2 separate regions of the Homo sapiens genome follow, and region 2 is linked to region 1. A link is an interaction called in ENCODE POLR2A ChIA-PET data of the cell type or tissue named here. Cell type or tissue: PC-9. All regions are shown on one strand. Links, peaks and the distances in the headings refer to the core of each region. The heading gives the core; the rest is flanking DNA.

Evidence for each region. ChIA-PET counts read pairs that join two places held together with the same protein. Peaks named below come from ENCODE experiments on the same cell type or tissue, not always from the same donor. Only the 100,000 strongest peaks of a DNase experiment are listed, where the experiment ranks them.
Region 2: POLR2A ChIA-PET joins it to region 1 with 19 read pairs; 3 of 35 experiments call an interaction of 5 or more read pairs at or near these places.

Annotation. Positions count from the first base shown.
Region 1 is chr6:139,965,843-139,975,471 of GRCh38, forward strand. No RefSeq gene overlaps it. Among named protein-coding and RNA genes, the nearest start is that of LINC02941, 5.7 kb to the right of the region's middle. In PC-9, for the core only: no CTCF peak of the experiment used is centred there; a DNase peak (open chromatin) is centred at 4,829; H3K27ac peaks cover 592 bases.
Region 2 is chr6:140,457,732-140,467,360 of GRCh38, forward strand. No RefSeq gene overlaps it. Among named protein-coding and RNA genes, the nearest start is that of MIR4465, 220 kb to the right of the region's middle. In PC-9, for the core only: no CTCF peak of the experiment used is centred there; a DNase peak (open chromatin) is centred at 5,220; H3K4me3 peaks cover 834 bases; H3K27ac peaks cover 4,093 bases.

The sequences.
Region 1 (9,629 bases), core at 706-8,705:
GTGAACTGCCCACTTCCAGAGTGTCTTTAACTAATTAGCAACCAGACATCACTAAATACAAATGTTAGAATGGAACCCTTAACTCGAAGGCTTCTGTAAGCATATATGTAAAGCTTTGTTTTATTACTTTAGGTCAAGTTTAATAGCAAATTCTAACAGCTGGACTGTTCCACATATTTCTGAGTAGCCCATTTTTGTATTTTCTTGTTCATATATTTTTGCTCTTAATTTATTTTTTAATGAAAATTAGAAACATAAAATATCCTTTCACATTTTTTCCACCTATACAGAAATTTAACTCTTTTTCTACCTTTCCTTATAAAGACACTTAGGTATTTATCTTACACAGAAATAATGCCAAAATCTTGTATTTCAAATCATATTTCAGTTTTATTTATCCAACTTTTGTTCAACAGACTGAAATCTACTAGGCAATGAAGTATAGCTTTCACATGCATGTTGGGTATTTGATGGGTTAATATATTTGAAGCACATGCAACACTCCCTGGCATGTAGTTCATGCTATACACATGTGTGATGCTATTACTACTGTTCTTGTTATTTCATAAGCAAGGCCCAATGAGATGAAATCATTTACCCAATGTGATATGTCCATTAGGAGCATCTAGTTAGTATTTGATTCAAAGTTTTTACTTGTGATACCTGCTATTGTATTCTGCTTCTCCTATCTTGTTGTGAGGTTATGGCAAGTAAGTACAATTATATCTATTTTACAGATGAAGGAATCAGCTCTGAGGAGTTAAATGACTAGTTAGAATTCTTGAGCTTCTAAATCAACAGGTTTGGACAATAGCTTTGCATTTGAATGTCCAGCCCCGTGCTCTCACTATGATACCAGAAATAGGCATATAAAAGGATAAATTTCAGCCTGTATAATTGCTGAAATAGAACTGAGTTTTAGGCTTGACATGTGTACATTGGTTATGTTTATTATTTTAAAATTCACTGCTTAAAAATGCAAAGCTCAAAGTATAATTAAGTATGGTGGGTATTGTTACCTCTTAGCAATATTGCCCACATTAACAGTGAAGGTTTATTTCCCATATTCTCAGATCCCAGAAATGCTTGTGTGTGAATCAGAGCATACTGGTTAATCTCTTTTATATTGATGGAATGCAATGATACTTGTACTTAAAGTATAGTAATAGATTTATACCGAATGATAGTTTTAGTTTCAAGAAAGGAGACCAGTTGTTTGTTTAATAATTGAACTCTATAACTGCAAAATTCACCATCTACACATATTGTGTGAAGTACTTAGCATACTGGATTTACTTAGTCTGACTGCATAAGAGATGTACCTGTACACATTAGAAAATGTATACTTCTAGGCCTTAGAATCTGTAATGGTGGAAAATTTAAGATATGGTTTTAATTTTTATGGCTTAAACAATCAATTTCCCTCTTCTGAGAACTGAAACTCAGGCTTTTTTATCTTCTAGTCAAATTTATTTTCAGGTTTCACATGCTGGCAGAATGTTGTAAAAATTTATTATGCCCTATCAATATGATAAACATCCTGATTTTTATTATTTGTTATACCCTCCCTAAAATTCCCATACTATTCCATTAAAATAAAACTCCATATTTTGGCATTAAATTAAGTTGTCATAATTCTTCTTTCAAGTGTGAAATCACACTGGGTTGCTTTATCTTTTTAATTAAGTGTTAATCAATAGACTTGTATTCTATTTGAACTGTTATAGAAGTTTCTCTGAAGATACTAACATAACTGCTTATTTGCATTCCCCAGAAACACTGTTTTTTAATGGTCAACAGTGGCCATGTTTGACTGAGCAATGGATTCATATTGATGTGAGCAACCAAATATGTTTTATTAGGTCATTTCTAAAGGAAGTGGTGATTCAATCTCTTGAAAAAGTAAGAAAAAAAGTTCTCTTCATAATGCCAAGCAATTGGTAAATGATGCTTTTTCCTCTGATGGCATATTTCTTTCACTGAGTGTGTTCAATTAATGTTTACCTGCTATCATTTAGACATAACCATGTGCTTTTTGAAAAACTGGATTGCTAATGCAAGAATATGCTTTTGCATTATAATTTAGCAACCATAATGCCAAAAAGTAAGACAAAACATGATGTCTGAGTTTTCAGCACTGATTATTACTTCCCTCAATGTTTTCTTCTAGGAACAACTGTCTGACGGTACCAATAAAAATTGCTAAAAAGCTCACAATTCCATACCTTACATAAAGTCATACTGTCTTTACCATATCCTCCTTCTCCTCTACATTGCTTTGTCACCTTTTTCTGGGGCAATTTAAAAAAACTTCTAAGATCCTTGACTCTCTTACACGCCCACATGAATCATACCGAGCATGTTAAATGTTCTTTTCCCCCACGTAATATAAAACTGATACATAACTGCCGTATACTTATAAAATACAGTTGACTAGAGGACATAATTTGTAAACCCTATGTATCTTAAAATTTGGTTTTCCAGTTTTCTTTTCATGTTTGTGTTCAATGCATTTTATGTGCGAACTTCAGATATTCCTAATGACCCTTAAAAAGTTTTAGGGCCCTTGCCCATGGGTCAGTGATGCTAATAATCATCTTTTTTCTTTGCTCTTCTGCCTCTGCTTTACATTTTAGACTCATTTTGCTATCATTTCCATAGGTCTTTTCTTCATTGTCATTTTCATGATCTCCTGCTCCTTCCCACTCCTCCAAAAATAATCTATTTTTTGACACCTGTATCTTCCCAAATCTCCACTGCTTGTCACTTCTTTGGGGACATACTTCTTTTATCTCTCTTTCCAGTTGTATTTTCTCATTTATCAGTATGTGTAAATTATGTACTCTCAGGTATCAGTGTACATGAAGTGCAATCTATATACTTCCTTGGAGAACCATTGTCCTAATGATAGGGGTTTCTTCTCAGGCAAATATATCACCAGTAAATATCTTCTAAACACTTTGTCTATTTCACGTTGTGGTTAATATTTGCTGATATCTATTCTAAATTTAACTATTTTTTCCATTCTCATTCAATAAATCAGCAAATAGGCCTTTCGGGCATTATGCATTTTACTAAGTTTGTAAGTATAAATTAAAACTGTTTAAAATAGAGTGTGTATTAGTTTGCTATGGTTGCCAAAACAAAATACCATAGACTGAGTGACTTAAACAGCAGAATTTTTTTTCTTATGGTTTTGGAGCCTGGAATTCTGAGATCAAGGTGTCGGCATGATTGATTTCTTCTGAGGTCTCTCTTTTTGGCTTGCAAATGGCCGTCTTCTTTGTGTATGTTCACATGGTCTTTCCTCTGTGTGTGTTTGTGTCCTAATCTCCTCTTCCTATGAAACCAGTCAAACTGGACTGGGGCCCTCTCCAGTAATTTCATTTAACCTTTATGTCCCTAAATAGGTCATTCTAAATACAGTAATATTCTGAGGTATTGGGAGTTAGGACTTCAACATATGAATTTTGGGGGAACACAGCAAGGTCCATTATGGAGGGCAATGAGAAATAAAATAAACATCACAATGCACACAACGTTCATAAGATCCTGGCAATTGTCATGAAGAGGTGAGATTATAACTCTTACAATGAACTCACTTTGGTGAGTGGAGTATCTCTGCATTTACCACCTATGTGGGACCAGGCAATGTTCTTTTTCCATTATCACCTGTATCTTGCGAGGGCTCTTGGCCTAGAGTTATATTTATATTAATTTAACAGAAAAATATATATTAGCATTAAATTATTAGCTTATGCTTGAAAAAGCCTTTTTTTTTTTGCCTTGTCCATTCATGCCATTCAGTGTCTAAAATCTTGAGATGTCATCTGCTTTGGTAACAGTGGCTAAAGACAACACATCCTCAAGTTTGTACACAACAGCACCTCCCTTTTCTTCTCCCTGCTGCTCCACTTCTTGTTACTCCAAGTCTGAACCACATAAAATAGACAGTATCCTTATCTTGTGGCTACTACAATCAGTTTGGTAAATTCTGGTGCACCTCAGTCCCGTGACGGTCTCCTTCAGTTACTCTAACACAGGAGAGGTAGAAATTTCCTTTTTCACTCCTTCAAACACAGTACAATGCTGGAAATACAGTAGTAAATGAAGGAGTCAGTATTTATTCTCATAGAAGTTTATTCTGTTGGGGAGAAAACAAATAGTAAATGGGAATATGTAAGAACTTATGAGAAAGAAAAGTGGCTTTTTGTATTAAAATAACAGGATGCCCATCAATGACAGACTGGCTAAAGAAAATGTGGTACATATACACCATGGAATACTATGTAGCCATAAAAACGAATGAGATCATGTCCTTTGCAGTGACATGGATGGAGCTGAAAGCTGTTTTCTCAGCAAACTAACACAGGAACAGAAAACCAAGTCCCACATGTTCTCACTTATAAGAGGGAGCTGAAAAATGAGAACTCATGGACACAGGGAGGGGAACAACACACACTGGGACCTGTTGGGAGAGGGTGGGTTGGGGAGAGCATCAGGAAAAGTAGCTAATGCATACTGAGCTTAATACCTAGGTGATGGGTTGATAGATGCAGCAAACCACCATGGCACATGTTTACCTATGTAACAAACTTGCACATCCTGCGCATGCACCCCAGAACTTAAAATTAAAAAAAAACCAGGATGAAAGACCTCTATTGATAATTTGACAAATGTTGCTGATGGCACTGTGGGAACAAGATATGGATTTCAAGAGAGGAATATTCTAGACAGAGAAAACAATAGTAAAAGAGACCTTAAAAGTCAGGAATGGGAGGTTGCTTTACTTGTTCAAGGATGTGAATAGTCATTTATTCATTCAACAAGTATTTAAAGAATTTGTAAGCAGCTGCCATGTGTTAGACAGTACCTTAGGTTCTGATTCAAAAAAGAAAAAAATAGATGTAGAAAGGGGAAGTAAGTGAACTTTAATCACATAAATATATGTAAAGTTATAATTGTGGTCAGTTTTGTGAAGAGGGATCCAAAAGCAATAAGAACCTCTCACAGGAAAATTTGAATAGTCCAAGCAAATTAGAATGAGCTTCATGGAGGAAATGACGCTTAAATTTCTTTCTGAAGAATGAGAAGTTGTCTAGGTGAAGAGAACAAATACTGGCTGATATGGGAGTGTGATCAGACATTAGCGGTGGAGAGCTTTTTTTTCCCTAAGAGTGGAAAATACCCTGCTGCAAGTATCCCATTGAACATTCTAGAGACCTTTTTTTTTTTTTTTTTTCTGTATCATTCTGCATTACTACCTACCCTTTGGGGCAAGCTGAGTTGATTTATCTCACTATGTCATTCATAAATCTGGATCGGGCTATTAAAATTGCACTGGGTCTCCTGTAATTATCGTAAGAGTTTGAATAAGACACCAGGTGAAGAATTGTGTAGTCAGCATGGGGAAGGGGTTTGTCAGGGAAAGTATGTCCTGAGCTGAGCCTAAAGAGGAAGAGATTTGATGTTAGGACAAATGATTGCTTTGCTCACTGTGGAAAGAGGCACAGGCTTAGAGGAGAGAAACTAATGATTTAACATAATTAGCACAAAGCAAACGTGTCAGTTAGTTAGTCCTGGTCCTCATCTTTAAAAAAGGTTGTGGTTATGCCTTTTTCTTGAGTTTCTAATACTCAGAATCATCCTGTTCTCTCCTTCCATTTCTTACGTCTACTCCCCAAATCTAAATTGTCGCTGTTTCTCAATCTTTTATACATCATGTGGTCCTTCTTCACTTCCAGAGAGATCCTTTTCAATGACGCCTCAGTTATCTGTCACTGTCATTACTATAACTTTAAATTGTCAATTATCTACTCTTTCCAAAAGTTTCACCTTCCTTGGGCTTTTTCTGGATTGATTGTTTCAGTATAATGACTCCGTACCTCGCTCCCTGTAATATGCAATTTAATTAAAGATCATTTTAGTACTATTTTTGTAGGCTCTCATCTTGAATGTTATCATAAGTTTTTTCAACAAAAAAGCTTATATTCTAAGAAGCAGAATACTTGGCTTTATTTTAACTAGCCATGTGTATTTAAAAAAAAAACTTGACAAATGAAAGAACTAATAGTCTAGTTTTCTTTTCTGTTATAAGTTTTTGTTTTCTTTTCCCTTCAAGGTAGAACAAAACCATATATAAATTGCTAATATTTTGAGGGCAAGTGATCTGTTTTATTCAGTGTCCATACTCAGCTTCCAGCCCTTATCGAGGTATATAAAAAATGTTTAATAAATGAATGCATACATAATAAATAGGGAAAGGACAAATGGAGAAAGGTCTATATTAAATCTCTCAGTAAAGGCTTGTTGTACCATCATGTCACAGATACCATAATATTTTCTGTGGGTTCTATTCAGATTCTTTCTTGAAAAAGTTCTTTTAAATCAAGCTTTTGTGTGCATCAATATCACATAGAAAACTTGTGAAAGCATAGCTTCTGGGCCCCATTGTTGATTCAGTAGGTCTGGGATGATTTTTGTCGAACAAGTTCCCATGTGATGCTGTTGGTCTGGGGACCCCTCTTTGAGAATCTCTGCTTTTAATGAAATGTAACGAAAGAACAGGAAGCAAAAAAAGAAGAATGGAAACCCTATTGGTCCTTTAAATGAGAGTACATTTTTCTCTTGCAATTTGGTTCCTCACCCTAGTGTGGTTGCTGCATAAACCCTTTTGATATGATTTACTGATTTCTACACTCTTCTTATTCATGGATTAAGATTTTTGAGGGAAGATTAATATTTAAAGTTTTTTTTTAATAATTGAGAATACATAGACATAGATGATGAAAAGCTGATCAATTTTAACTGCTTCCTGCACAGGTAAAATAATTGCGACTCCTGGGTTCTTTAGAGACACATGAAAGAAGTGGTTATAATAATTTTACAGATTCAACTAAATAAAGAATAGTGTGCATATAATAATTTCATGAGGTAGCACATCAAATCGGTGCTATAAAATCAAATCAGCAAATCAAGATGGCTTATTTAACAAATGTATTGAGAAAGTTCGGTAACAACTTATTTTGTTTTATACTATTTATCAACATAAATTATAAATAAATAACGATGCAAATATTATATATTTTAAAAAGATGTATAAAGCCACTTGAAGAAAATAAATGTTCATCTTTTAATTTTTTTGATTTATATAGCTTATTTATATATTACTTATTTAATCTTAGATAGTGACAATTTTCTTAATGTTAACTTATGAAGGCAACCATAAAAGAAGATTGATAGGTTCAAGTAAACAAAAACAAATACACAAAAGGTACTCTGTCAAAACCACAATAAACATTGTTGTGGGCAGAGAGGAAAATTATTACAAACATTATAAAGGGCATTTTCACTCTGTTACAAAGTCTTGGAGTTTTGTTCATTTTATGACACACTTCAAGTAAGTTATTCTAAGGAAATATTTATGGTCACATATAAAAGTACAATGTAAGAGTACATATCACAGAACTATTAATAATAGCAAAGGTTTGGTAACAACACTATGGGGCTGGAAAAATAAATAGAGGGCCTTGATGTAACAGAGTATCAAATAGCAATTTAAACGGTGTTATAGAAAAATATTGTTATGAAAAATGTGCAGAATATGATATGTATTGAAAAATATTACTACACAAAATTATACAAAATATTCTATTTTGTTTTTAAAATACCTGTTTCAGGACATATCAGATTGGGAAAATATAAACCAAAATTTTAATAGCACTTATCTCTGCATTATTGGATTATATGTGGTTTATTTTCTCCTTTTGACTTACCCGTATTTTCTCAACATTTTATAACAAATTTGTCTCATTCCTGAAATTAAATCATGTTAAACATTTTGAATAATTGCATTATTTTTCTCACAAGTATTTAAATAAAATCCCTCTCAGTCCCATCCTGATCCTCAGCTTTGAACTGTTTCACTCTGCACAGGGGAAAAGTTGAGAATTTATCTCTGGAGTCCTTAGGAATTTTCTCTATGCAATTCACAACAGATTTGATTAGGTGTCCAGTGTAAACTTGACTCCACGGCCCTCCTTCTTCTCTGTCCTAGTTCTCATGTGAATACATAAAAATGTGACCCTCCAGAATTATTTTACATTTTAGCAGAAAGAAATGGTTTCAGTGGAGCTATCCTAACAGTGCTTTTGTATGTCTTGCTTAATAACTCCCTTTCCCTTAATTGAAAAAGGAAAGAAAAAAAATAAAGAATGATGCTGGTTTGGAAATACTTTTAGAGATTGCTGTCTCCAACTGTGCTTGTTCTCGCTGTCTGTTATGGTCCATTAGATAAACATGGTGTTCAACAGTCAGGCTGTTGTTGATATATTTGGCAACACTGATAATGTGATCTATGTTTAGGAGGAAGTGGATGCATCATTCCATGCGGGCATAGGTTTTCTGAAAGTGATTGTTCTTTTTACAAGAAAAAGTTAGATAAGTCATTGAACCTTAAATTCTCACTAAGAGTCTGAACATTTTTAATTTTTGTCATCTGAGGTTTTTTTTTTTTGGTGCTTTTATTGGAATTTCAGATTAATAGTTGGGCTTATTCTCAGAAGCAACCAGTACTAACTGAAAATAAATGCAAACCTGGTTGCTTCTGACTCTTGAGGGTGAAATTAGTATAACAAGAAAAAGGGAGGTGCTTGTTATCTGAGTATATTTCTTTATTGTTCATCAATCACAGTTTTTAGTGTTTTCATTTGTAACCTGCAAGTTTAAAAACAAACAGAAAAGAACCTTGAATCTTAAGATTCTTTTTCTGTTTCTCTCCCTTATATCTATTTATCTATTTATCAATTAATCTACCTACCTGCCTATCTACCTATCTCTCTCTACATACACATATACACATATGTACTATATTTAGACTACATATGTATAGTACATATGTATATGTATATTTAGTACGTATGTATATGTATATGTGTATTTATGTGTATATTTGGACTGTACATATACAGTCTAAATATAGTACATATATGTATGTATTTATACTATATATGCATATTTATACACATATACAGTCTCTTTATATATGTAGTCCTGAAGAAAGGATTGGAATATATTTCATCAAATAAAATACTAACATATTTTGGACATAAAAGGGCATAAAGTCTGAGACATGGAATGTCTTGTAATGTCCAGCTGAATCCTAAATATCCTCAGTGATAGGATTTCAGGCATTTCTCTTGGAAAGTGATTCCATTATCTAATAGTTTTCATTGGGAGGAAATTTTTCCCAACAGGCTTAATGTTCCTCTTCTCAACTGGTTCCATTAAACCTAATTACCCCTTCCTAAAGCTGAGCAATTCCTCTCCTATTGGTATTTACCAAGTTTTAATAGTGGAAAGCAACAATTAGCTCTTCAGCTGTCATAAAATCAGTGTATTTTAAACTTTTTTGGTGTTTCTTTTTAAATGGTATACATACATGCATATGTATATGTGTATCACACATACAACTAGTCACCAAATTTGCTTTAGTGTTTACTTAATGCTGAAATCATATCAGTATTTCAGATGTGCTTACATGGTAAGACATTATTGACTTTTCTCTTATAAATTCTTTATGTCCACAGGTGGCCACTAACAATATAGTAGCCTTCATTCACATTTTATAA
Region 2 (9,629 bases), core at 1,169-9,168, 490 kb after region 1:
TTTCATATCTTATGTTTAAATACTTTGAGTGCCTTTCTTAAGTCATTATTCCATAATTATTTCCTCTGTTTCTTCCTGGTGCACATAGTACAACAAATACACGTAGCTTTATATTCCTCCACCAGTGAAGCTGATAAAATATCAAACACTCCATATAGGACAAATCAAGATGACATTGACAATTGCAGTGACACCAATAATTTACTAAAGAAGAAGAAGGAAGCAGTCTTCCCTGGACTGAGCATTTTACATGTATTATTTTATTAAATACTCATGCAACTCTAAAAGTAGTTAAGATTACATTAAAAACTTAGAATGTTTTGGTGTGAATTATTTCTGTATTTTTAGTAGCTAATGGTCCTAACCTGGAATCAACTGTTTGCTATATGCCTTCTGTTGGTGCTTACAAATTCCTTCTTTGTTCTTTTCCATTCATCTCTCTGCCCTGGGAAAGGGAGGTGATCCTGTGAGTCTGGCATCAAGGTACTCTCTTGCCAATGAATGAGAAATACTGGCAGGATATTAGAGGATGGGAAGAGAATGATGTTCATGTATTTATTCCCATGGTCTGCTCTCTGTCAGTTGCTGCATAGTGTTTGTATCTCTGTACCTAATGTCACAGCTCTGGTTGGTTGGGTTTTGGGAGCTCTCTTCAAACAGATGCTTTTGCTGGATTCCAGTAATTGTTCTTTACCTTTTCCTTTCAAGCCAAGTATGCTAAGTGCTTCTATTGTTGTAAACCCCATTTCTTACTGGTTTCCCTTCTTATAGGTTTCCCTTAAGCCTATCTACAATGTTCTATATAGCCTCATTCATCAAAATTTCTCAATTACCTCATTTGAGTGTGCCATCTATTTCTAGTTTTGTTCAGTGCAGACCGATTTATACATGTTTAAATTGTTAGTTTTGATCCCTTATATCTACAGTTTCCAAAGTGACTTTCAGTGGCTTCCATATAGTTTATTATTTTACAACACCGTATGTAAATACACAAACTACTTATGTATTTCTCTCAAAATGTTCTAGAAAAGATTTCACTTTTAAAATATTGTTATTAAGAATATAACTTCCAAACATGATTCTTACCTTCAGCAGCTGTTTGCCTTAGTTCAGAGAACAGCAGTTACATTAGAAATACGGAATTCAACATTTTCATGATAAGTTTAGCCTGTTGAGGCCAATCTTGCATGTTGAACATATAAAAGACTGATATTTAAAAAAACACAAACAAAACAAATAATTTTTGCCATTATAATATATTTTCTCCCAGTCCTACTGTTAACTTTACTGTTCCATTTCTAATAATCAGCCTTGGCTGCACCGGGGTACAACTGGAAGGTTTTGATTAATTTACCAACCTACGTGAGGAGGCTTCAGTGACTTATTGTGAGGTTGCTTCGGTTAGGCATGGATGGTACATTACTGTTCTTTTCTAAGTTGATAATGTTCTGTGTTTGATACTCAGTTGTGTGTAACTTGGCTCACCCAGACTTCTTTGTGATTATTCTTTCATATATTAATTTGTTTTGCTCTTTATGTTTTCCAGAAATTCAGAGTTTGATTGCAAGTTGTACTTCTGGGTATTCTTAAGGCAGATCTTCTGTTCTTTGATCAGCCTTGTTTTAGCTTCCTGTATGCCCAGCTGTGCAAGTGTACTGCCATCATCCATCAATTCCACATGTCTAGACTCACAAAAGCGAATGGCTGTCGGCATTGCTTCCAAACTGGTAGCTGGCTGACATCCAGCTGCTCTTTACTGGTGATTTTGTATGCTAATATCCCATAGGTAAATGTTATTGAAACTGGTTAAGCCACATCTTTGTAGTTTTTTCCCCCCATGTGTTATGGCTTAAAGGAAGGATGGAAAATTTAGACTTCCAATATGATCAGTGTAAAGATCAATTCAAACACTCTTGTTGCTACTGAGGAGTTAGGTCTTGTAAAGAGTGTGGCCTTACAACTTTTGAATGTGGATGGATAATGAACTGATTACTATTGAATTCCCCTTTTCTCTATCGTGTATGTTTACATGGTATGGGTATCACCTACAGTCTTTTCCAACCCCACAAATAACCATTCTGATGCTAGAGACAACTTAGAATTAGATTCTTCCTACTTTAGTAGTTGTCTTTTCTATCATCATTTTTGAACTAAACAGTAAAGATGACTGATACATAAGTGACGAAGAATGATGGGGACTGTAAAAATCTTAAGACAATGCAATGGCAATGGCAAGTATCTTTTGTGGATGTGTATTTCTGCTAAGCATTTGAAGTATATCCCATGATTTTCTATTTCTTATTAATAAAGTTATTGGATTTTAATAGCCTATGTATATCTTTTTCAAGCATAATTATTTTTATGTCACTAACATTTCAACAAAACCAGCAACTATTCTTATTCATCTTTGAATGTACCCTGCCATTTTGCCTTAATAGGAGTAGATTTATAACCAGATTAAGCCCTGGTTTTCAATCCAATATGTTATTAGACAGTTAACTGAAGAAAAATATATAATAGAAATGAATTATTGCATGAGAGTCTTCTTTTGATAGCATGACATCTCCATCATTACTCCCATTTTTCTCTCTTAACCTTTTGTGATACCTGTGAAATGTGATATACCAAATGACATCACTCTGGTTCAGAGCTCTAAAAGGCTTTCAGATAACCATTCTGAGAAGGACTTCCTGCTTGACCTATGGACTTGCAAATGAAGGACTTGACTTGAACCTCTGAACTGGGCCAAATGGCCATGATCACAACATTCTGGAACAGCTAAATTTTACCAGCAGTGCAACTCCTGAAAAGTGACAACCAATGAACTATGGACTTATATACTAAGCCAGCCACCTCCACCAACGACATTTCTTTCAAAACAACTTGTGTAATTATTATTGGCATCCTTTTAAAAAATCCCTATTCCCCTTTCTCTCTTCAAAACTTGATTTGGCATCTAGCTGAACTGCGTCTCTCAAATTGCAGTTCCTAAGACCCCAATAAACACCTTGTCTTACTGTTTTGCAGTTTGATCGTTTGTGTCTTCTGGGTTAACTAACCAAAAATCATTACAATTATGCACTCAGAGCCTAGAAATCCTCTGCTTTTCAAGGTTAACGGCACTGCCCCCAATTGCTAGAGATCTGAGGAGCAACTGTAGCTCTTTTTGATAATGACTAATACATACATTGCCACAAGATATTTTGTGTAACAGAATTTGAAAGTTAATAAACTTACAAAGCTAACTAAAGAAACATGATAATGGAGTTGTTGAGATTGGAACCATATACCATCAGAGCATCAGTCTCTCCCAGAAATCTGTTCAATGTGCTAGGGGAAAATGTCTCTTTCTTCATATATTCATATTTTAGTAACTAAGATAGATAATACACCAATAGTAAAAAAGATGTAGATATGCTATCAGACAGTGTTGAGTTCCAGAAAGAAAAAATAGACAAAACAACGGCAGAGAGAGTAAGGAAATGTTTTTTAGGTAGGAAAAAGAGGAAACATCTCTCCGGGGAGGTGACATTGAGCAGAGATGTGAATGAAAGTGGGTCATGTGGATATCTGAGGGAATATTATTTCATGCAAAAGGAGCACAAGTTCAAATGTGATTGGTTACTCTGGGAACGTGAAGAGGAGCAGTATGATGAGAGCACTGTCAGCAAGTGATAAAGTGATAGGGTATCAGTTAATGTACCAAGATCTAGATCATTACAAGATATTGCAGGTCAGAATGACGACTTTAGTCAAAATGTGTTGGAAAACCAGTTAATGGTTGATGAGTGGTTTTAAACAGGGGAATAAAAAGATCTATAGGGTCACTCTTACTGCTGAGTGGACAACAGACTGCAGAGAAGCAGGAGTGAGGCAAAGAAGCTGTTGTAAGAAAATTATAGTAGTCTAAGCAAGACATAGTCATGTTGTGGGCTAGACAGTCACCCTAGATTATTGGCCATGCTGTCAGCAGATTTTTACAATCCTCAAAAAGAGAAATGAGGCCAGGCATGGTGGCTCACACCTGTAATCCCAGCACTTTGGGAGGCCGAGGCGGGTGGATCATCTGAGGTCAGGAGTTTGAGACCAGCCTGACCAACATGGTGAAACCCCATCTCCATTAAAAATGCAAAAATAAGCCGGGCATGGTGGCAGGCACCTGTAATCCCAGCTACTCAGGAGGCTGAGGTAAGAGAATCATTTGAACCTGGAAGGCAGAGGTTTCAGTGTCACAATTGTCACTGCACCCACTGCACTCCAGCCTAGGCGACAGAGCAAGACTCCATCTCACCAAAAAAAAAAAAAAAAAAAAAAGAACATGTTACAGAAAGTTATGCGTTCAGTAGTTTAGGAAGTATTTGGGAAATCTTTTAGTCAGTACAGACTAGTTCTGCCACCAAATATTAATGTCCCCTTGGGCAGAAAATTGCAATTTCCCATTTCAGTGCTCAGGGTTTGGACTAAATTATCACAATAACCTCCATCTCTGACCTTCTGTGTTTCTCAGCAGACTAATATAAATGATCTAGAACATGAAAATGTGTGAACTTTAGGACTTCAGTACAACATTAGAGTATCTTATGCCAAACTCCTTCTAATTCCCAGGGAAACATTAGGAAACTACTATTATGTTGTAGAGAAAGAAAGTTAGAAGACTTTTTGGTAAGCTTTTTACAATGAATAATAAATGTGCAAAATCACTTAAAAAAGTCTATTCCTAGGAGCTTTTTCTTGATTTTCGTTTGATTGTCTATAATTATGCAATCCAAAGTCTCCAACTGAATTAAACATCCCATAACCATTTTAATGACTCAGGATAGAAAGAAAAAATTGCAGCATTTAAATTCTGTTTCAATATGATGACTCTTGAGAATTTTACTGACCTTGATGGAATTTTTGGAATTTGAGTTCATTTGTAATCAAACTAGAAAAAAATGTTTTGAAATGCTATTTAGATGCTCAAAAGGATTATTGGACCCTAAATAACTTTCATTACATGACATTTTGATAAGGTCATTGTAAGTGAGTCAGAAACATGGACTACATTTCCTTTAAAAATACACATCCCTTCACAACAGATTTGGTCCTAACTCATTTTGGCTTTTGCTGAATCCCAAGTGTTTTTCCTTCTACTTTTTTTTCCCTTTAAATTCTCCAGTAAACTTGCTAAACCGGTAATCTAGGTGAGCTCACCTGCTCCTTCCACTCACTTCCCTGTTGAATTTAGCCTCGGGCTTTGCTTTAATAGCATAGATCCTTAGAGCAGAGAGTTTTATACACAGGAACAGGGGAAGCACAGAGTCTAATAAAGGCCTGGGAATTTTTGTTGTTGTTGTTTCTTTTGAAAAAGGAGAGCTCTAAGGGAATGATATTGTTCCAGAGAACTGACTCAAATGTGTTCTGTATTTGAACTCTGTGATTATGAAATTTCAACTAAAGCTATAAAAAGCAAAACTAACAGACACCAGAGCATGCCAAAGAAAAACAGGATGTTCTTTTTTGATTGGGAAATAATTATCTAAGTTCAATGGCTGGGTCCAGGTAGTTGAGTTTACATTTGCTTCTCCCTCATTATAGAATCAGTTGAATTATGGTAAATTTTCCCTAAGCAGCCAAGCTGTCATTCAAAGGGGTGATTTTATTGGGGTGCAAATCCCTTTTGTTATTGCTTCAGTCCATTTTTTAAATGGATTTGAAGCCTGAGGGGAAAGTACAAATTAAGACAGACTTTTCTCTTTATGCGGTGAACCCAGCCTGTCCTGCCTGCTGCATCCCACTCTAGTACCTCCAGGGTGTTCATCTACCCGGAAAGTCCTCTGCTATTTTATGCTCTATGGAAGTGAGATGTAAACAAAACTAGCTTACTTCTTTCTCAAAAATCATTACACTGATTGGATTATGTCCTTAGCAACAGAATGAATCTCTCTACATATGTATTACTCAGTGATTGAAAACTGAGGTTCAGTTTTGAGGTAAAGTAGAATGCACTAAAAAATTGTAGGATTGCAAATAAACAGTAACATTGCTAATGATTTTCCATGTCTTCCATGTGGGGGAAAGCAGGACAGAGAGTATGGCTTTTTAAAATAGTGAAATTGACTCTTTAAAATTTTTAGAATTGGAGTTCTTCAGTTTATTGGAAATGACACTGCTGAAGACAATTTAAACATTCTGTTTAAAGTAAATGAAAGAATTATACCGTAATAAAGATCTAAAATGATTCACAAGGATTATAACAGAAACAAATTTATATATTACTTGCACCATTTTAACTAGATACTATAATGGAAAGGAAAAACAAAATCAGAAATGGTTACTCTCTTCTGGGAAGTCACTGGTAATGAACATACTTTCCTTAACAGCAATGAGGGCATATTTTCTTTCTTTTTTGCCATAAGGGCAATAATGTCATAAGATATATTTTAGAGCTTAATACCCTGTCATCAGAAATTCAGTTTAATTTTTAAATATAACATCCTTACATTAAAATTTAGAAGAATAATTTTTATGTTAAATAAGGTTTTCAGTAAGTATACTATATATTTACATATATATGGAATATGAATATTTATGAAGACACACGTGAACACTCATATATTTTCTTCAGAACTTGAAATGACCTCAGAAAATTGTTAATTTTCTTCCTTTGTTTCATGGCAGCATTACCATAATCAGTTTTAGATATCATAATATGCATTATCTTGATATCCCAGAAAATGGCATTTCATGAGTAATCTTCATTCTGCATCATCTAATCTAAGTTCTTCCTGCCATACCCTTAGACTTTTTTCCCTTGCTCTTTTATCAACAGAAATGGTCATCAGCATATGAACAATAATATTCCTGCATTTCCTTGAAGCCTGTTATCACCGTCCTTCAAAATCTCACTCAAAGTCTGCTACCACCATCCTTGGAAATGTCACTGGGGACCAAATAATTACTATAAACTTCCTTAGCTAAACCTTTCAATCTAGACTTTGTATCAATTTGACTGCTCTCCTGGATACCCTATTCATGTTGTACCCAACTATGTTAAGTCACAGAGAAGAAGACTGTTAGGTGATGGTCTAAATAGGTTTGTGTATAATGGGAAAATTACATTGGTTTTCTTCAGTGTACACTTTATTCATTCCTGAATTCTGCTTGGCTGTTACGAAATATTGCTGACAACCTTCAAATCACATACTATTCTGAACTCAGGGACTGTCTTCTATTAAATTTCACATAGTCCGGTTACTGATTATCTAGTGTGTGTACAGCTATATTTCCTCTAAATGTTTACTATATTTTATCTTTTCCTTCGATATCAATCAATTCCCTTATTTGAATAAGAAAAAGTTTTTGAATAATCATAACAGTTACTGATTACTAAACACTAACCCTGAAATATGCTGTTAAAATGGGTGTTATAATTATAATATTTGGGAGGATAGTTGCATATTATGTTTTATTCCTGTAGATTTAGAATGTATAAAGAAGCTCTATAGTAATCTATTTAATTTTGATGGAGAAGTTTTTTTTTAATTCACAAACATTTTATTAAAAATATGAGCTTGTTGAATCAAATTCTTATAGGAATTTAAACTCAGAGTATGGCAATTAGAAAAGTGGATGTCTTAGTCTATTTACTGTTGTTATAATAGAATAACTGAGACTGAGTCATTTATAAAGAAAAAGTTCTTATAGTTCTGGAGTTCTGGTGGTTTTTCTTAAATGAGATAACCTTATTCTTTTTCTCTTTTCTTCTGATAAATGTGATAGTTTACATTGCTGAATTTTTTAAATGTTGAACTATGTTTGTATTCCTGGTATAAAAAACTCAATCATGATGATTTTTTTTTTCTTTTTTATGTACATCTAGGTTGTATTTGATAATTTTAAAACTTTTTTTTTAACTTATTTTCCTTTGTATCTTTCAAAATATGATTAGGTTTTAATAGCAAGTTTCTGTTGAAAAAATCCAGTCTTATATTACATGTATATTGGTTTAACGATTACATTTTAACTCATGGACTCTGATAAGCCACTTGTTAATCTTACTGGTTTTCCTTGTACATAGTGAATTGTCTCTTACTGCTTTCAAGGTCTTTGTTTTTGACTTTAAACATTTGAATATAAAATGTTGGGTATGGACCTCCTTTTGTTTATCCTAATTGGAGTTTACTGAACTTGTTGGGTTTATGGATTAATGTTGTCAACAAATCTGGGACATTTCTCACTGTAATTTCTTTGATTTTTTTTTCTACTTCTTTCTATCTTATTCTTTTGGTACTCTCATTATTTACATGTTTGTGCCTTTACTGTTGTCCCACATATTTCTCTGAGTCTCAGTTCATTTTTCTTTCTTTTTTTCACTCTGTTCTTCAGATTACATAATTTTTATGTATGTATCTAGTTTGGAGTTTCATATTTCTTTTATCTGCAAGTTCTAATATACTGCTGAGCCACTCTAATGCATTTCTTATTTTGGTTATTGCACTTTTCAACTCCAGAAATTCCATTTCATTATTTTTGAAAGTTTCAATTTTTATCAGTGTCTCTATTTGATAAGATACTGTCATCAGTCCTTCTTTTGATTCTTTAAATGTGGTTTCTTTCAGTCTTTCAAATGTTTGTAATAGCTGCTTTGATTTATTTACCTGTTAAGTCCAAAATCTGGACCTTAATACAGGCAATTTCTGATGCTTGCTTTTAGTCCTATGTGTACGAGTCAATTTTTTTTTCTTTAGATATCTTGTAATTTGTCGAAAGTTGGACATTCTAGATAGTATATTGCAGCAGCTCTATATTGATTCCTGTGGGGCTTGTTGTTATTATTGTTTGCCTGTTTATTTGTTTAGTGAGTTTTCTGGATTAGCTCAGTTATGTCTATTTCCTCTGAAGTTTTTAGCTTCTAGTATCACCTTTCAGAGGGTACAACTTTGGGCATGCACTCAGTAACCCTGGCCCTAATGCCTTATAAATGACAGGCTTTTTTTGACAGTGTCTTACCTGGTATCCCTGTTAAACTACTCGGTGGTATGCCTCTATTAGTATTACATATAGCTGTGAGCCTCCACTACTTGCTAACTAATTACTCAATTGTTTTGTCAAGTCTTTGTGCATAAGTTGTCTCACTGTATAATCCAATTAAACTACTGCCCCTCTGCTGAGATAGTCTTAGAGGCCCATCTCTGAAACTTGCTCTAATCCCAGGAGAACTCTTTTAACAGCTACATTTTTTGGTTCTCTGAAACTTCTAGTTGGTCTATCCAATTTGCTTGCTTCTATCATGGTGCTTCCTACGTGCTGTTGCATGTTCGTTTGTTGCATCCTCTTAATTGCTCACCACCAAAGTCTCCATTTTATTTTGACAATACTGATAGGCTTAAACTAGCCCACTTTAATTACCAAATAAAGTCAGTCCCCTTAGGGAAAATTATGGATCTCTCTGTTCTTATAGCTAGCTTCTCCCATTGCAAAAAGAAAAACAAGTATCTCTGCAACACTCCACCACTGCTTGGGGCAGGGACAGAGGCCTGTTTTTTTCAGAATGATGTTTCTGTTCTATGAGGGTAGTGCTGGAGTTGGGCTGGGGCAGTAACCACAGGTCTTCTCCACTTGCCAATTTTGGGGAAAGTAAAATTTTG